2 separate regions of the Mus musculus genome follow, and region 2 is linked to region 1. A link is a loop called in an ENCODE intact Hi-C map of the cell type or tissue named here. Cell type or tissue: gastrocnemius. All regions are shown on one strand.

Region 1 (8,000 bases):
TATCCTTAAAGCTTCCCATCTCTGAAAGATTAGGGAAAGAGAGAAATAAGTTAAAAGTGGCTACTCTCCCAAGACGACTAAACACTAGGGGGTTGGGGGGGGGGGACAAACTCACTGCCTACCCAGTGCTTGTGCACTTTAGAGGACCCGGGGACACTGGGCAGGAACCGAAAGAATAGAGGATACTGGCTGGCTGGATGGTTACATAGGACAGCTGTGTGTTTAGCGGCTGGGCTGGAGTGCAGGGCTGAGTCCTTCAGACAAAACTCTGCACCTGACAGGGCTGAGATTATATGCAGGTTTCTTCTGGAGTGTTTAGTGAGTACCCACTTCTGGCAAGCACTGATCAGTCAGGGTAGACGGGAGAGATAGGAAGTGATATTGAGCACCTACTATGTGCCAAGGCTTTGCCTACGGGGCCTCAACCTCCCACCAGCCTTCAGCCATCGTTACTTGTAAAGATGGGCAAATATGACAGCTATTAAATGAGAAGCTGTCAGCCACCAGTCTAGGGAAGGAGAGTCGCTGTGGCTAGCCTGGCCAAGCCTACTTGTAATCTTCCAGCTCCTGTCACACCCCCAGCAGCTTAGGAATTTTCAAACCACGGTATTCCGAGCTTCTTAATACTTGTTGAGAGCATGGGCAGAAGGCTGGGCTCAGACGCTTTCAGGTAGGGCGAGAAGGAAGCGTTTTGCTTTCAAACACTTCGTCCAAAGGCCCCTTTAAGAAAAAAAAGGGGGGCTCTTCTAAGATCACAATTCCAATTCCCCACTACTTGCTCCCTAAGGTCCAAATGAAGGCCTCTGCTAAAACAAACAAACAAACAAACAAACAAAGCCAGTCATGTGCTTGGGCAGGCAAACACAGGCATCCCCCTGAGACTCAGATAGGCATCCTATGGCCTCTGTACCCATGTGGCACATGCACACTTGCGTACAGAAGGTGAGGGGGAGGAGGAAGGATGTGGTATTTGCAGTAGACCCTGCATCTGTCATAAAAGTATCATTCCTAGTTCAAAAGGCAGCCTGCAGCTGAGGTCTTCAAAGCTATTATGTGCACACAAATCAATTTCTCCCTCATCTGTGTCTGCACATGGATATTCTCTCTCTCTCTCTCTCTCTCTCTCTCTCTCTCTCTCCCCCATCCCCCCTCATTGTTTGTCTCCTTTACTTCCCTTCTTTCTCCCTGGGTGGTCATTTATTAGCTACTCTCCTCGCAGCCCCTGGAGGCCAGTGATCCAGCCAGTCTTGCTCCATATAAGCCCCCAGCACGCAGTAATAGTCGCTGGCACACAACAGATGCTCAGAAATATTTGCTGAAGACAAATTAAATGGAAGTGAATACTGGAGAGCCATTGTGATTCCTTGCAGGGAATGATGTGGTGAAGTCAGAATTTCAGGAATATTAATCTGTCAGCATGAAAGAAGATGGATTTAAAATGAAGAGAGCCACCCATGGCTGCGAGTCAGGAGGGAGATTGTTACTGTAATTTGGACATGGTTTAAGGTAGGGGCAGGAAAATAATTGGAGATATCATGAAAGAATGCGGAAGGGGCATTGTGATAAATGAGCTCTGCATGTGGGGAATGGGATACGGGTGCTGGGGGTGAGGGGCTTGAACATGGACACCAACAGCCAATTGGGATAAAAGTGAAGTCCTGGGGAGAGGAAAAGAACCATACTAAGACTCTGTGGGTAACAGACAAGATCACTAGGCAAAACAAAAACTTCAAGCCCTGATCTTCCTCCAAAACTCTCTGGTTTTCCTTACTTCACACCTGGCTAGAGAGACTTCCTAGCTCCGAAGAGTGAGGGAAAGACAGTCTGGTACCCCGCCCTGAGCTAGGCATGGAGATCATGCAAGCGCATCTTCCCCCTCCCTGAGGCCGATACACTCACTTGTGTCAGTAGGGGCTCCATGCATTCTCGCCACCCAAAACCATTTTGCAGGCTGGACCTTTGGGGATTCCCTGCTTCGGCCCTGCGGAGGTTTATAGGAAAGTCCCGGGACTCTCATCTGCTTCCTCACATTAATTTCCAGGGCAGAACTGTGCTTTTCAAAGGAATTCAGCTATGGTGCCAACAAAAATCTATAGGAATTGAGTAGGGCTACGTCTAAATCACATTTGAAAACTGTTTGCACCTTTGTACACAGAGACCCAATCAAGATTCTCTCAGGGCCAGCAACTGCATCCCTTCAGTCTCTACCAGGTCAGAAACATCAGTGATGTCCAAGACAACACAGTGGCTCTAAAAGGTGGGAGATCTTAGCTGATGCCCAGATGTCTCAGATGCAAAGGAAGTTGGACTTGAAAATTCCTTGAGTTCTGGCTATTTTACTTACTCCAAAGTCTAACGGGCTTCAGCGCCACAGATCCAAGACTTTATTTAATTCACCTACTGCCTGCAAAAGGGTGAGCCACTATCTGGCAAGGGATGCACTTTTTTAACAGCACAGAAAGCTTCAGGACTGCTTAAGATCTCACTAGACCCATAATTCCACGTGCTAAGTGGGTACCTCGAAATCCTCTTCCCAAGACACAGCTGAAGCTATTTCTAAGAAAACTGAAACTCCACTTCCAGATCTCTCCCACTTCAAGGTGAGCAAATTGATCAAAAGCTAACTGTTCAGTCGCATTCAGGGCCACGGGTATATGAGCTACATTTGACGTACAGAAGCAGCAACAGGTCCAATTAGGGGATCACTGACGCTGGATTGCAATGATTAACCTGACCTGGGGATCAGAGGCTTTCCAAGAAGCCAGAATGATGGAGGCCAGGGGCTGGGGCTCCAGAGGTGCTGACACTCCATCAACAATCCCAGGCTAAGAAAGGGAGAAAGGCTGGGGTGGGGACTACAAGTGCTATAGGTGCAACTCACCAGTTCAGCTCTGAGCTGCTGCGCATACCTCAGGAGGGCCAGTGGCTGCTTCCCCCAACCCCAGGGGGCCAGGCCCTAAAGTTGAGGGTCAAGGATGGAGAATAAAGGCAGAGCAGGCCTCCAGGAAAGAGAAAAGAAAGAGAAAGGTAGGGGAAAGGAAAAAGAAGAGGAAGAGGAAAGGGGAAAAAGAAAGGAAGAAAAAGGAAAGAGGAAATAGGAGAGGATGGGAAAGAGAAAAGGAAGGGGAAGTGTGAAAGAAAGAGGAAGCAGAAGAGTAAAGAGAAAGGGAAGAAAGAAGCAGGTACGACGTCCCGAGCTGCCGCCGGCCCCGACGTACCCACGCGCGCCAGTCTGCGGGGCTGCCCCGGGCTCCGGACTGCGGCCGGCCGGGCTGCGCGATCTGCTCACCTGGGCTAGTCCGAAGCGGCCGACTCCTCAGCCCCGCGTGCTTCCCGAGCGCCGCCGCATGGACGGCCGCCCGCCCCGCACGGGCTCCCGCTGCGCCCCGGTGTGTCGGGTGCGCGGGCGGCCAGCGAGTGCCCAGCGCACGGCTCAGGCGCGGTGTCTGCGGGTCGAGAGCGCGGTCCGCGCGCCCTGCCCTCCCGCGCGGCCTCCCGCTGTCACCTCCAGCCGCCCCTGCCGCCCCCTGGCGGCCGCCAAGGGGAGAGTCGGCCCTGGCCCACCCAACTACCCCAGGGACCCCTGGGAACCTGGTGAAGGGACATCCACCAGGAGAGGCAGCAGAAGGAAAGACTGTCCGGACAGAGGCTAGAGGGCAGGAGAGTGGTGATCATGGAACTTAGAGGGGGCCCGGGCTGCCCAGGGCCGTCAATGGGAGGTCAAAGAAGAAGGCAATGGAGACCAGAGTCTGAAGGCAGTCAGAGGCTGCCTTCATCTTAGCCAGCAGTTGGTGGGAGCCTTTGAAGGACTGCTGCCCCAGAGAGACAAGGACATCCTTGAGCATTGAAAAACAGCCATTCCGGTTGCAACCACGGGGTTGAGGCTAGTTTACAGTGAAGCTTTCCTTTCTAGCTTCCTGGGCATCCCTAAGACAAAAACTCCCTAAGCACCAGGACAACTCAGCACACCTGCCTGATCTAAGGTTCTCGGACTTGGCTGCAAGCAAGTGCATTTGCCTGCAGAGCCATCAAGCCATAGAGCTGGTCGCACTCCCAGGTTCTTGAGTCCAAACGATGCTAAAATGTTTCAACTCAGCCCATGTGTACTAGAGCTGAGAGAAGCAAGCAAGAGAAGGAAAATCTCCCCCTCCCCCTTTTCTCAATCGAGAGCAGGTTGACCTTAAACAATTGAAGAGGCCTCTAGGCACAGACAGGAGTCTCTCTCCCTTGAAGTGAATGAGCCTGTTTGTTTATGGCTGCCTCAAAAGCCTGCCTGCAGGGGCTGTTGGAAAAGGGCAGGTGTACCCTTGTGCTAATGTGGGTGGTGGCAGAACGCAGTCCTACTTCAGGGCCAGGCCACATCAGGGGTGGGTGTGGTGTGCTTTGTGGGAGCAGGAAAAAAAAAAAAGAGAGACAGGAAAGATACCCCACCATTAAAACAATAACAAAGAGAGCTGGGAAACACAGGGATGAGGCCAAAGAGGGAGAGTGGATTTTGAGAGCCTGGCACCTGGATCCAGCTGGGGCTGACGGAGTCCATCTGGTTCAAAACAAACAACTTTTGATGAGAGGCACCTGGGCGTGTGTGGTTAGACAACTCCAGGGTGTCTCACATCCAGATCCAGTGAATCAAAGAGATCTTGCACACTAACTCATTTCATCCATTTGAAACCAATAGCCAGGAGATGGCTTCACACCTGTAATCCCAACACTTCTTAGAGGAGGCAGGAGGATCAGGGGTCTAGGTCATCCTTAGCTTCATATCCAGTTTGCAGCTGGCCTGAGCTACAGGAAACTATGTTTCAGACAACATAGTTGAGGCTGGGAGTACAGGCCTATAATCCCAGGTACTAGGAGGCTAAGGAAGGGGCATTGAAAGTTCAAATCCAATGTGGGTAATTTAGGGAGATCCTATCTCCAAACAAAGAGCATAAACAGGGCTTGGGGTGTAGTGTAGGGCAGAGTGCCTGCCTGGCATGAATGAGGTCCTGGCTCTATCCCCAGCACCACTAGAAATCAAGAATTCTTAAAGGACAGAGTGGACTTAGTAACAGAATGAGGCAGGGACAGAGCACAAGGAAAGGGCAAGGTCTTCTTTATTGTTTTACTTTTGAAGAAATGCTGGACTTAAAGCTAATGTTGGAGAGATGGCTCAGCAGTTACAAGCCCTTGCTGCTCTTCCAGAGGCCAGAGCTCATTTTCCAGCACCCACGTTACCTGGAACTCCAGCTCCAGGGTACTTGACACCCCCTTCTGGCCTCTGTGAGCGCTCTCTCTCTCTCTCTCTCTCTCTCACACACACACACACACACACACACACACACACACACACACGGCAGTCACTCACACAGGCATACACATAAATAAAAATAAATCTTTAAAACAAACTCCAGTCATTATAAGATGAATTGTTTATATAAGAGCACTTCTTTATGCTAGAGGGGGAGGTTTCCTATTTCCCACTATTTACTGGCAGTCCTGTTCCACATCTTGTTATTAACTCATGGATGTATGCACATATGTATGTTTATATATTTGTTTATATATGTATCTATGTATGCATGTGTGTGTATGTTTATATATGTATGAATGTTTGTGTGTGTCTATATATGTATGTATATATGTTTGTGTGTGTATATATATATATATATATATGTTTATATATGTATGTTTGTGTGTATGTTTATATACATATGAGTCAGATGGGGAGGATTTTGTCCCATGTATGAAATAAGCTACTAACTCTAACCCAAAGACTGGGTAAAGAGGGCAGGTGTTTCTGATGACAGTCACAGGCCAGCTGCAGTCACTTAACTCTAGTGTCTGCCTGAAGTGCCAGTGTCATCTATATATAACATACCACTTTCACAAGCTAAGGACATAGGAGATATATATATATATATATATATATAATGTATCTATGTATCTATGTATCTATGTATATATATATATATATATATATATTATGTATCTATGTATCTATGTATCTATGTACACTGTCCCTGCATTCAGAGGTACCAGAAGGGGATATCAGATCCTGTTACAGATGGCTGTGAACTGTCATGTGGTTGCTGGGAATTGAACTGAAGGCCTCTGGAAGAGCAGTCAGTGCTCTTAACGGCTGAGCCATCTCTCCAGTGCCTAGGACGTAGGATTCTTACCACTTCTGAAAACAGCCCATGCTCTTGGTGCTCTTGGTTGAAACTCTCTGATTGAAGGCCCCTTTCCATGTTCCATTAAAGCCTCTACTATGTGGCTACAACCAATTGGCCCGTTGGGCCTAGAGGTGGCCCCTAAAATAGTAAATAACAAAAACAAACAAACAAACAAAAACCAACCATAATCTATCTGTAGTGTGTCAGCTCTGTACATGGAGGAGAGCCTCTGGATATACCGGTTTTCCCAAAATAATTTGCCAAAATAATTATGCAACCATGTTGCTCAGGATGCAATGGAAACAATGTAGTCACCCTATGGGGGTTGCCATCTCCTGAACCTGCCCTCTTCAGAGAGCTACACAGCACTGTGTTTGCTCATGCACCCCCAGGCTCACAGGACAGTGATCACAAGGGGTGAGGGAGGGCTCCTGAAAAGGTCAAGAGTGCTGTGCTGGGGTCTCAGAATTCCTGGATGGAGCAGGAGGCAGAGCTCAGTGAGGCAGAGCTCAGTGTGTCCCCAGGGAAGGAAAACAGCATGGGGTTCTGGCTCCTCCCCTCATCAAGGAGCCCTGAGACTGCCAGAGGGGAGACAGTGACAGCATAGCCCAGAGTCATTTGGCTATAGGTCTTTTAACCAGTAGACAGTTTCTTGAAGCCAGACGCCCAAGCTCTGAACACAGCAAGGTACTTCAGGGGCTGTGTCCCAGCAGGAAGGGAAGCCAGTATGTTAGCTGCTAGCATTTGAAGGCAGAAAGAAAACAGACATGGATCCAAACCCCTCAGTTCAGCCTCCTGTTGAGTCATGAGAATCCATCACCATTCTTATAAAGTTCTCTTCCTCTTCTTGCTTGGAAATTTGGATCCACGGTAAAGTCAAAGCAGGCTTGTGCTCAGCAAATGAGTGACAGGGAGAGATGGCGCAAAGGTTGATCCTGCCAACTTGACAGAATTTAGAATCACCTAGGAGACACACCATTGTGTGTGTGAGAGGGGTTTAATGAAGGGAGGGAAACCCAACCTGGATGACTGCCAGGAACCATAAAATCAACAATAAAGTCTCTTCGAGTGCTAGGAAACAGTATTGTTTTAACCCGTTTCTTGGGGGCCAGCAAGATGGGTCATCAGGTGAAGACGCTTACCACCACGCCTGATGACCTGAGTTTGGTCCCCAGGACCCCACGTGGTGGAAGGTGAGAACTGACTTCAGCACGCTCTATCGTATGTGTTTCCCTAGTATAAATAAAAAGGTGCGGTTAAAAATAAACCATCTGTAAAGTGGACCTAAGTATTTCAGGATGAACATTCCTGCTTGTCTCCTTAACTCGCTTCTTCTCCTTCCTCTTCCAGGGGTCTGGACTCTAACCTGCACACTGAGCCTGTGTCCTTTCCTATGGCTGGCTGCAACTTGACCTGTAACAAGACTACACAACAGTCCAGAGACTAATTTGTCTGCAGCCACAGTCTCTGAGGTCACGGGGTCAACATATTTAGATGGACTGTCCGGGGACTGTTGAAGATTCCCATGAAGTGTCCCAGAGGCTTCAGACACACCTCAAGTTATCTTGCTCTGCCCGTTCTATTTCCATCTCTCTCTCTCTTCCTCTCTCCTGCTCACATCCTGTCAGCAGAGATAGTGAAGTGGCCTTACCTGGCACAGCACAACTTTTGGAATTCCAAGTATTCGGATTATTTCTCTTTTCCCCACTTTCAGCCAGGAGGCAGCCTTCCATCTGAAGTTGCCCCTTGCTAAGAGAGGCAGCCCTGAAAGGAATCAGGATGGAACGGGATGAGCAAAGTGACCCAAGCAAGAGAGGAGAGAAGGGAAAGGTCTATTCTAGAAAG
Region 2 (8,000 bases), 77 kb after region 1:
TTTGAGCTGTATACCCTACTCTCACAAGCTGGGGCCTGCCACACAACTGTTCTGGTACTTCCTCTCTGGAACATCATAACACGCCCTAGTGACATTTCTTTGCTGTGACAGAAACTGACTGGAAGCACTTCGGGGAGGAGAGGGTTTAACTGGCTTACCCATTTAGGTCACAAGCTGTGGAAATTTGCATACAAATTCAAGATAGGAACCTAGAACCAGGAACATGGAAGAACACTGCTAGCTGGTTTATTCTCTAGCTCAGCTAGCTTTCTTACATAGTCCAGGCCCACCGACCTAAGCCTGGCGCCACTTACGAGTGGGCGGGGCCCTCCCACATCAACCATCAATCAAGATAATCTCTCACAGACATGGCCACAGGCTCATCTGATACAGGCCACTCTTCAACTGAGGGTTGATCTTCCTAAGTGACTCTGTTGTGTCAAATCAACAATAAACAAAAGGACAGACCCACTGTTTCATATAGGAACTGCTATTCAATTTTACAGCTACAAGTAGCTGGTCTTGTTCCACTAGTCTCACTACTTGTTATAAACACAGGCCATGAGAGAAATCCTCGACACATATTTATGTTCATGTGAAATAATTTCTAGGAAGAAATTCTGCTCAGTGAAACAGCTAAGTCGAAAGGCATGGCTAGAGCTGGAGAGATGGCTCAGTGGGTAAGAGCACTGACTGCTCTTCCATAGGTCCTAAGTTCAAATCCCAGCAACCACATGGTGGCTCACAACCACCACTAATGAGATCTGATGTCCTCTTCTGGTGCGTCTGAAGTCAGCTACAGTGTACTTATGTATAATAAATAAATCTTTAAACAAACAAACAAACAAAAAGGGCATGGCTACAGCAAGTGTGTTAGCATCGCCAGGCTGCTGTGAAAAGAACCACAGCATCAGCCATCATGGATAGCAGCATGTAGGACCCACCTTGCTATGTGGCTTGTTGTCACAGTTGTGGCTCTCCCCACAAAGTTAGGTCATTATTTGTATGGCTATAGCTTTGAATGGAGACAGATGGGCTCGTTTTTTACTTTTTAAAAGTTAAAGTTTCCTATATTTTATGTTCTGGCAACTTCACTTTTTTGTTATTTTTCTAGTTGCACCAAGTTTTTGGCTATCTCAGCTCATTAGCGACAGTGCCTCTGTGTCAGTGTCAGCTCTGTGACTCCATGGCCAGCAGTGCCATGTTAACTGTGTGCTCCTCCACCTCCACCTCCACCCCTTCCCCCGTTGTTACCACGGAGCTGCACACTCAGGCACCTGCCTCCCTGCAGCTCCTTATTTTCCGCCAGTAGACTGTTGATTGAAGACAATAATCTGATGACTATGGTCATTAAATACAGAGATTTTCTTTGAGTTTAAGGTGTATTTGCCTCTACAAACATCCCAGACATGCTTGGATACATTTTCCCAATCTGACTTTGGGCATCATATTCTGGGAAAAGGGTTTGAAATATATCTATTTGATAAATTATTAAAAATCCTTCATATTCTTTATTTTAATTTATTTGATCTGATTTATGAGGGCCTTTTCTTTTCAAGTTATTAAATCTTCTGAATATTATACCAATTCAGAAGAGCATAATTTCCGTTGATTTGTCTAAGCTATCACTTCTTAATTCAATATCTCTTCAATATCTTTTGTGCTCCACCAAGTATATTTGTGTATGTGTATTATGTGTTGGACTGTGTGTACATGTGTGTTTGTATGTGTGTGGTATATGTATGTATGGTGTGAATGTGGAGTATGTGTGTGTGAGAGTGTGTGTGTGTGTGTGTGTGAGTGTGTATGGTATGTGTGTGATTATGGGTATAGTGTGTGTGTGTGTGTGTGTGTGTGTGTGTGTGTGTACATGCTGCATCTATGTGTGTGTAGGCCAGAGATTGGCATCTGGATATCTTCCTCAGTTGCTTCTTCACTTTGTTTTATTGAGACAGGCTCTCACTCAACCTGGAGGTTGTCATTTCAGACAGACTGGTTGGCCAGTGAGCTCCTGGAATTTGCCTGTTTCCGTCCCTCAGCTCTGGGGTTAGATGTGCACTGCCACAGCCAGCTTCTGCATGGGTGCTGCGGATCCAAACTCAGGTGCTTATGTTCATTTAGCAAGCACTACCCTCAGGATGTTTATACCCAGAACAGTTCTGTGTGTTGTAGATGGGATGTACATTGATCAATCAAAGGCATTGAGTAAGATTTGAATTCAGAACCTATCCACTGTATGTATGTATGTATGTATGTATGTATGGTTTTTAAAAATAAATCTCTTTTCTCATATTCTAAACCTAAAAACCCTCTACTCATTCCCAAATAAATAAACAGAAAGCCTTTTCCAGTGTTCTCAAATGCAACTAGTGTCTCCCTCTACCCTTGCTGCTGCCCCTGACAGGCTGGACTTTAGTGGTTTATGCGCATCTCTAGCTGTGAGACTATAACCACAGGAGAACACCGACTTTGTCTTAGTCACACTTATTCCTTCTAAGTCTGAACATGGCCAGCCACAAGATTAGCCTGGGGTACGTTTTCTGCTGGTTACAGAAGTGGCACAGTTAAGAGCTAATTCTAGTGCAAAGGCAATCTATAAAAAATTCAGAGTTACCTGGCATCACCCAGAATTGAAATCATGCGGTACTGGGGCAGCTCGGAGGATGCTACATGTGCTAAGATTCCAAAGAGCCTTTCAGCCATTATCATGTCATTTTGAGTCACCTGAGAAGAAAGAGCAGAGAAGGATCAAGATGGCATTGCTTCTTAGCTAGATATAGCAAATACAATTTCAAAGAGACGTCTCGATTGGGCATTTTCTTTTAGTGCAGAAAAGTACATTTCCCAAGGCTGTGGAAGTCTCCACAGCAACTTCATTTTCCTTTGAGTCTAATTACAGAGGAGATGCTCAAATGTGACTCCTGGAAGCTGACTAGGGCCGGTGAGATAGCTTTGATTGGGAATTCAGGTGTCCTGAGGACTGTGCTTGAGGCACCTTAAGTTCTTAAAGGATGGCTTTTCTTTGTGTTTGTATGTGTGTGCATGTGTACATGCACATGTGTGTTTGCAGGTGTGTATGTCTGTGATATGCAAGCATGTGTGTAAGAGTGTTTGCAAGTGTGTGTGCGTGTGCATATGGTTTCGTGCGTGTGTGTGTGTTATGGTATACATGCACGCATGTGTGCTTGTAGGTGTGTGTGTGTGTGTATGTGGTTATGTGTATATGTGTGTGCAGTATGCCTGCCTGCATGCATGTATTTATGTTGGCAAGTGTGTGTGTATTGTATGTGTATGGTATCTATGCATGTACATAAGTGTGTTGCAGGTACAAGTGTGTGTATGAGCATGCATGAATGTGTATGTGTGTATGTGTATGGTACACATGCATGTGTGTAAGTGGTTTACAGATATGTGTGGTTGTATGGTTGTGTATGGGTGTATGGGTGTATGGGTGTGTGTGTGTACGCCTGTGGAGGCCCAAGGCTGATGTCTGTATACTTCATCAATAATCCTTCCACATTACATTCTGAAGCAGGGTCTGGGTCAACCCCAGAGCTCACCAGTACATACATTCTCACTGGCCATCTTACTCCAGGGATCCCATCTCTTCCTTCTAAGAGATCACAGGTGGATATTTATGTGGATTCTGGGAAGCCAAACTCCAATCTTCTTTCTTGCTTAGCCAGCATTTAAACAGCGCGAGCCATCTTCCCATTCCCTTAAAGATTATTTTTAAAAAGAAATACGAGAGTATCTCCTCTCTTGGCTATGGAGCAGGTTCTCATTCAGCCTGGATCTTATAGGTGCAGGAAGACAGGCTGGCCATGAGCCCCTGGGACCTACCTTTCACTGACCCACCCAACTGTAGGGCTCCTGCAACTGTGCTGCAGGCCTAGCTTTTACCTGGCTTTGGGGAATCTACCTAGGTTCTCATACTTGCACAGCAGGCACGTTTCAGACTGAGCCCTCTCTGCACTGCCCATTGCTCTTGTCACCAAGAGACAGGGTCTCATAGCCAACTCCTGTCTCAGCCTCTCCAGCGTTGAAAAAGCAGGTGTGTGTATTTGTGATAACACATTACAGAAGCAGCCTCTGAGGAAAAAATACCCATAGTTCACATATAATTCAGTCACATCAAGTGTATACATCAATCAGTGTAGACCACTTCCTTATCTTGGACCTTCATGGTGAAGGCTGCGGCTCCTTCAAGCCTTCCTTTAGCTGACTGCTAAGTTGTCTGGTCCAACACAGTCACCTAGTGGCCAATGCAGGCCACTGCTCCATCTTCTTGATGCTCATCATTCAATTCTCCCTCTAGCAATACTGCTCTACTACAGAAAGAGCAATATAACTGTAGTATATATGGTATAAAATGACAAGACTATGTGAGAAGGCATATCTTTCAGGCATTTTAATAAAATGTCAAATATCCCTGGTGCTGACATTTTCTAAAAGTTAAACTAGAATGCTGCATTGCTTCTGATTAATTCCCTGTACAATTACAATACTCTGTCTTTCCCAGCAGTTCTGTAGTAATGCAATCCCACATCTGGGCAATCTACTATTTATAGCCAACCAGCCAAACAGTCAAGCCATTAATGAGGAAGACTCCTTCACTTGCAGCCCCCGAACCTTTGTGTTTCCAGTCCAGATCAACTGTGAAAACCCTCCCACTAATTACCATGCCCTACCGGAGCTACAATCTCTGTCTGATGTAGAACTGAGGGGCACACGAGACTGAATGCAGACTCCTGAGAACTAGCTGGGGAGCTGTGGGGGCAACTTTTGGTCATCTCAAGGTTCCAGACTTTCCTGGCAATTTGATAGAAGGCTGATCTACTTTGGTTGAGGCATAGCATGGTTGCTTTTGACACGGACCCACAGATCTCCGTGCTACTAAGAACATGCTGGATTTTTGTAGGTCGAGGCTGGAGATGGCTGTGGTGTCCTAGTTGTGAGCAATACTACACCAGCACAGCTGACTACCAGTCATCTTATCATAGGGAAGTCTCCTGACCCTCAAGAGGCACCATAGTGAGAGATTAAAGATTATTCAGCTTCAACAATGATAGAAGCACAGTTCCCCTTTTTCCCTAAGTCATTATTTAAAGAGAACACAGTCTTTGAGTAGCTGGAGGCTTAGGCTTATGACAAACTCAGAAAAAAAAACCCATCTAAAACTCGCTTTTCATGAATAATTTTTCAGTTATTCAGCTGGGTCCTGAGTGATTCTACATCATGCCACTGCACCATGATCAATGGTTAATGGAGTAGTCCAGATGTGTGCTTGGACTTTCTCTCTCCACTTTCTATCACCCCATCTTTATGAGTGGACACTTAGTTTAGCTTCCCCATCCTCTCTTGGGTGCCACAGTCCCAAGAGCTCTGTGAAACATGAAAGGCTGCCTCGCCTGCAGAAGTTAGAGATTTTTCTTTTTTCTCTTTACAGTGTCATTTTTCTTCCAAGGTTTCTCTTCTCTGGATGCTTACAAACAACAGGAAAAGTAGCTACGATTCACCAGGAAAAGAACTGTTCACTGCTTTAGATCCTATACATGTGGACATGTGTGTGTAAGTGTGTGCAAGTGTGCGTGTCTGGAGGAGGATTGGGTGTGTGTTCATGTTCATGTTGGGGGGTATGAGCATGCGTGCGAGTGCACATGTGTTGCCCATGTGTGTTCTTCCTTTTTAATATTGTGAATGCTGAGATTTTATTTTGTAAGAAATGGTGTTTCTGAACAGTTCCATCACATCTGTATTCCCACCAAGTGTGCTGTCAGAGGCTCCATCAGGTGGGAGCTCATTCTGCAGTCTGCTTTGCTTTTTCTTACCTCTGTTCCATTTATTTTCTGCATGCTGAAGTGGCTGAGCCTGAACAGCACGTAGTACTTCCAGAGTGTAAAGTTGACCACTGGGTTTCCCTGAGGATCGATTGTCAACTGGTCAACCCGACGCAGCTGTGCCAGGGCATTGAACTGCTGCAGCATCACAAGGTTGGTCTCCCTGAATTTAAGGTGCTGCAATAGTAAACCACATACAAGGTCTTGCTCTAAGCTGAACCACCTTCAATACTAACCTTAACACATCACAGGCCATTTCCTGTGGGACCCTGGAAGCCTTAGGCTTAGGAAATAGGTCTTCAGTCACATTAAATCACTGGACTGCTCTAGGCCCATTGAACTTCAATGTACCCAATCCATCAGTCACTGGCGGCATCTACCCAAGACTCAAGTCTTAGGTGAGTCCTTCTGCGAAGGACATCCTCGTCTATCAGCAACTGGGATTCCTTAATGTTACCTAATAACTCAGACTCGTTCAATCATCACAGATTCTACACATTTTACATTAGTACTAATGTATAAAGGAAGATTCCAGAAACTTCTAAGCACAGGACTCACCCTGATGCTGAGAACCAGTATTGTCAACACTGCATCCTTCTGAAAGCCGTGCTGGTTACTTAACTTGGCCAAGGAGAATCAAAACACTAAAACAGAACTCCTAAAGCAAGCCGTCTACTTGCAAATTTGAATATTCTTTCTAAACACCTGCCTCTACTACAACTTATCTTCTTTAGGATGACAAAGAAGAAACATCATCTACTCTAAAAGGGGAAGTAAAGAAACACACGGTAGGGAAAGCTCTAGAGGAAACTTGCTGTAAAAGCACTGTTTCCCAATGTCTATCGCTAACTAGTGCAATACCCACAGTCAGGGAGGCTGCCGGCGAGTCAGCAGACTGAAGTAAACAGTCAGTGCTGTCAGAGGTCTGCGTCAGATCACACAATGAATATACGCACGCCATCCACACCGGTTTCAATGCCTGAAAACATGCTCGAGGGCTGTGTGTGGCTTTCTTTGTAAAATTGAGGTAGATAATATGCATAAAATTCCATTGGTCTTTTCTACTGAAAGAAGGACTGTCTTTAGAGATATAATTTCTAATATTCATACAAACCCACAAGGCCATTTATGGAACTAATTTAAATTCCAGTGCCAGAAAATCAACACAAAAGAAACTACAGAAAATGAAGTTGAAGCAGGCTTTGGCCTGAACACACAAGTTGTAATGAAGAACAATTCAAATATGCTTCCAAAGGAAAGTGTTTACCAGAGAATTTGGAAACTTCATCTTCAGTTTGGGAAGTACTTGGACAATTTCATCAAACTCGATGAACGTGAATGAGACCGTGGTGACCATGCCGGCTGTTTGAACACTCCAGTTTCGATCCAGGCATTCCAGCGCCCCTGAGCCGTACAGTGAGAGGGTTTCTCCGTCTATCTCCACCAAGTGTGTTTCTGTGACAGACAAGCCTTGTAACGCACTGCTGAGCCCTGCATCTAGAGACCTGCAAAAGTCTTTTTTTAAGTAACGTCTCAGGCACACAAAGGAAGTAACAGGCTAGAACAGCATGTTGGAAAGTGCTTTACAGTTTATACTCGTTACCCTCTGTTTCCAGTTAAACCTAGAGCATCCTACATTAATTACACTTAAAAAAAATCACATTTCAAAGTAACAGGCTTGTTGTGGTGTGTTCCTCTTCCGATGTTGAGCCTCTTCCTGCCCTCCTCCCCTCATCCCTCCTGCTGCTTGCTGCTCCCCTCCTCCCACAGACTCCCTGCTGCCTTCATGTCACATGTATCCTTACACTAATTCACTGGATTATCTGAAAGATTAACATTAACATCCAATCATGGTTACAGCTGAAATAGAAAAACTATCATAGAAACCTATCTCCAAGTCCAAATTAGTCATCATATTAATAAGATAATAATTTTATATATCTTAAATATGCTATTAAGATATTTTTATAACAACATAGTTTCCTGATTTATAAAGCTATATAGATAAAAATACATTTTAATATGTTTCCATAAGAATGATGAAATATTATTTATAAAATACAATATAGAATGTTTATAAAATATGTAGCTTTAACCTAGTTTCTATCTTGGTTACAGAGTGAAGTGAGAAATGCTGACTCTCTTTCTGAATAGTCTGAT

Evidence for each region. Peaks named below come from ENCODE experiments on the same cell type or tissue, not always from the same donor. Only the 100,000 strongest peaks of a DNase experiment are listed, where the experiment ranks them.
Region 2: it touches region 1 in a loop (2.3-fold over the local background); 3 of 42 quality-filtered maps call a loop at or near these places.

What each region holds. Positions count from the first base shown.
Region 1 is chr9:60,518,577-60,526,576 of GRCm38, forward strand. It overlaps Gm51679 (a long non-coding RNA gene), which reads left to right and starts at 1,246. Exons shown (of 2, transcript XR_003948172.1): 1 at 1,246-2,600; 2 at 7,506-8,000. 9230112J17Rik (RIKEN cDNA 9230112J17 gene) reads right to left here. Exons shown (of 4, transcript NR_040464.1): 3 at 7,807-7,919; 4 at 5,391-7,388. It also overlaps a transcript of Thsd4 not described here. In gastrocnemius, a CTCF peak has its summit at 3,549 (motif pointing left); DNase peaks (open chromatin) are centred at 2,869, 3,468 and 6,694; H3K4me3 peaks cover 1,123 bases; H3K27ac peaks cover 306 bases.
Region 2 is chr9:60,595,472-60,603,471 of GRCm38, forward strand. Lrrc49 (leucine rich repeat containing 49) reads right to left here. Exons shown (of 17, transcript NM_145616.4): 13 at 7,108-7,345; 14 at 5,832-6,017; 15 at 2,615-2,724. Among named protein-coding and RNA genes, the nearest start is that of 9230112J17Rik, 54 kb to the left of the region's middle. In gastrocnemius, CTCF peaks have their summits at 744 and 4,267; a DNase peak (open chromatin) is centred at 4,245.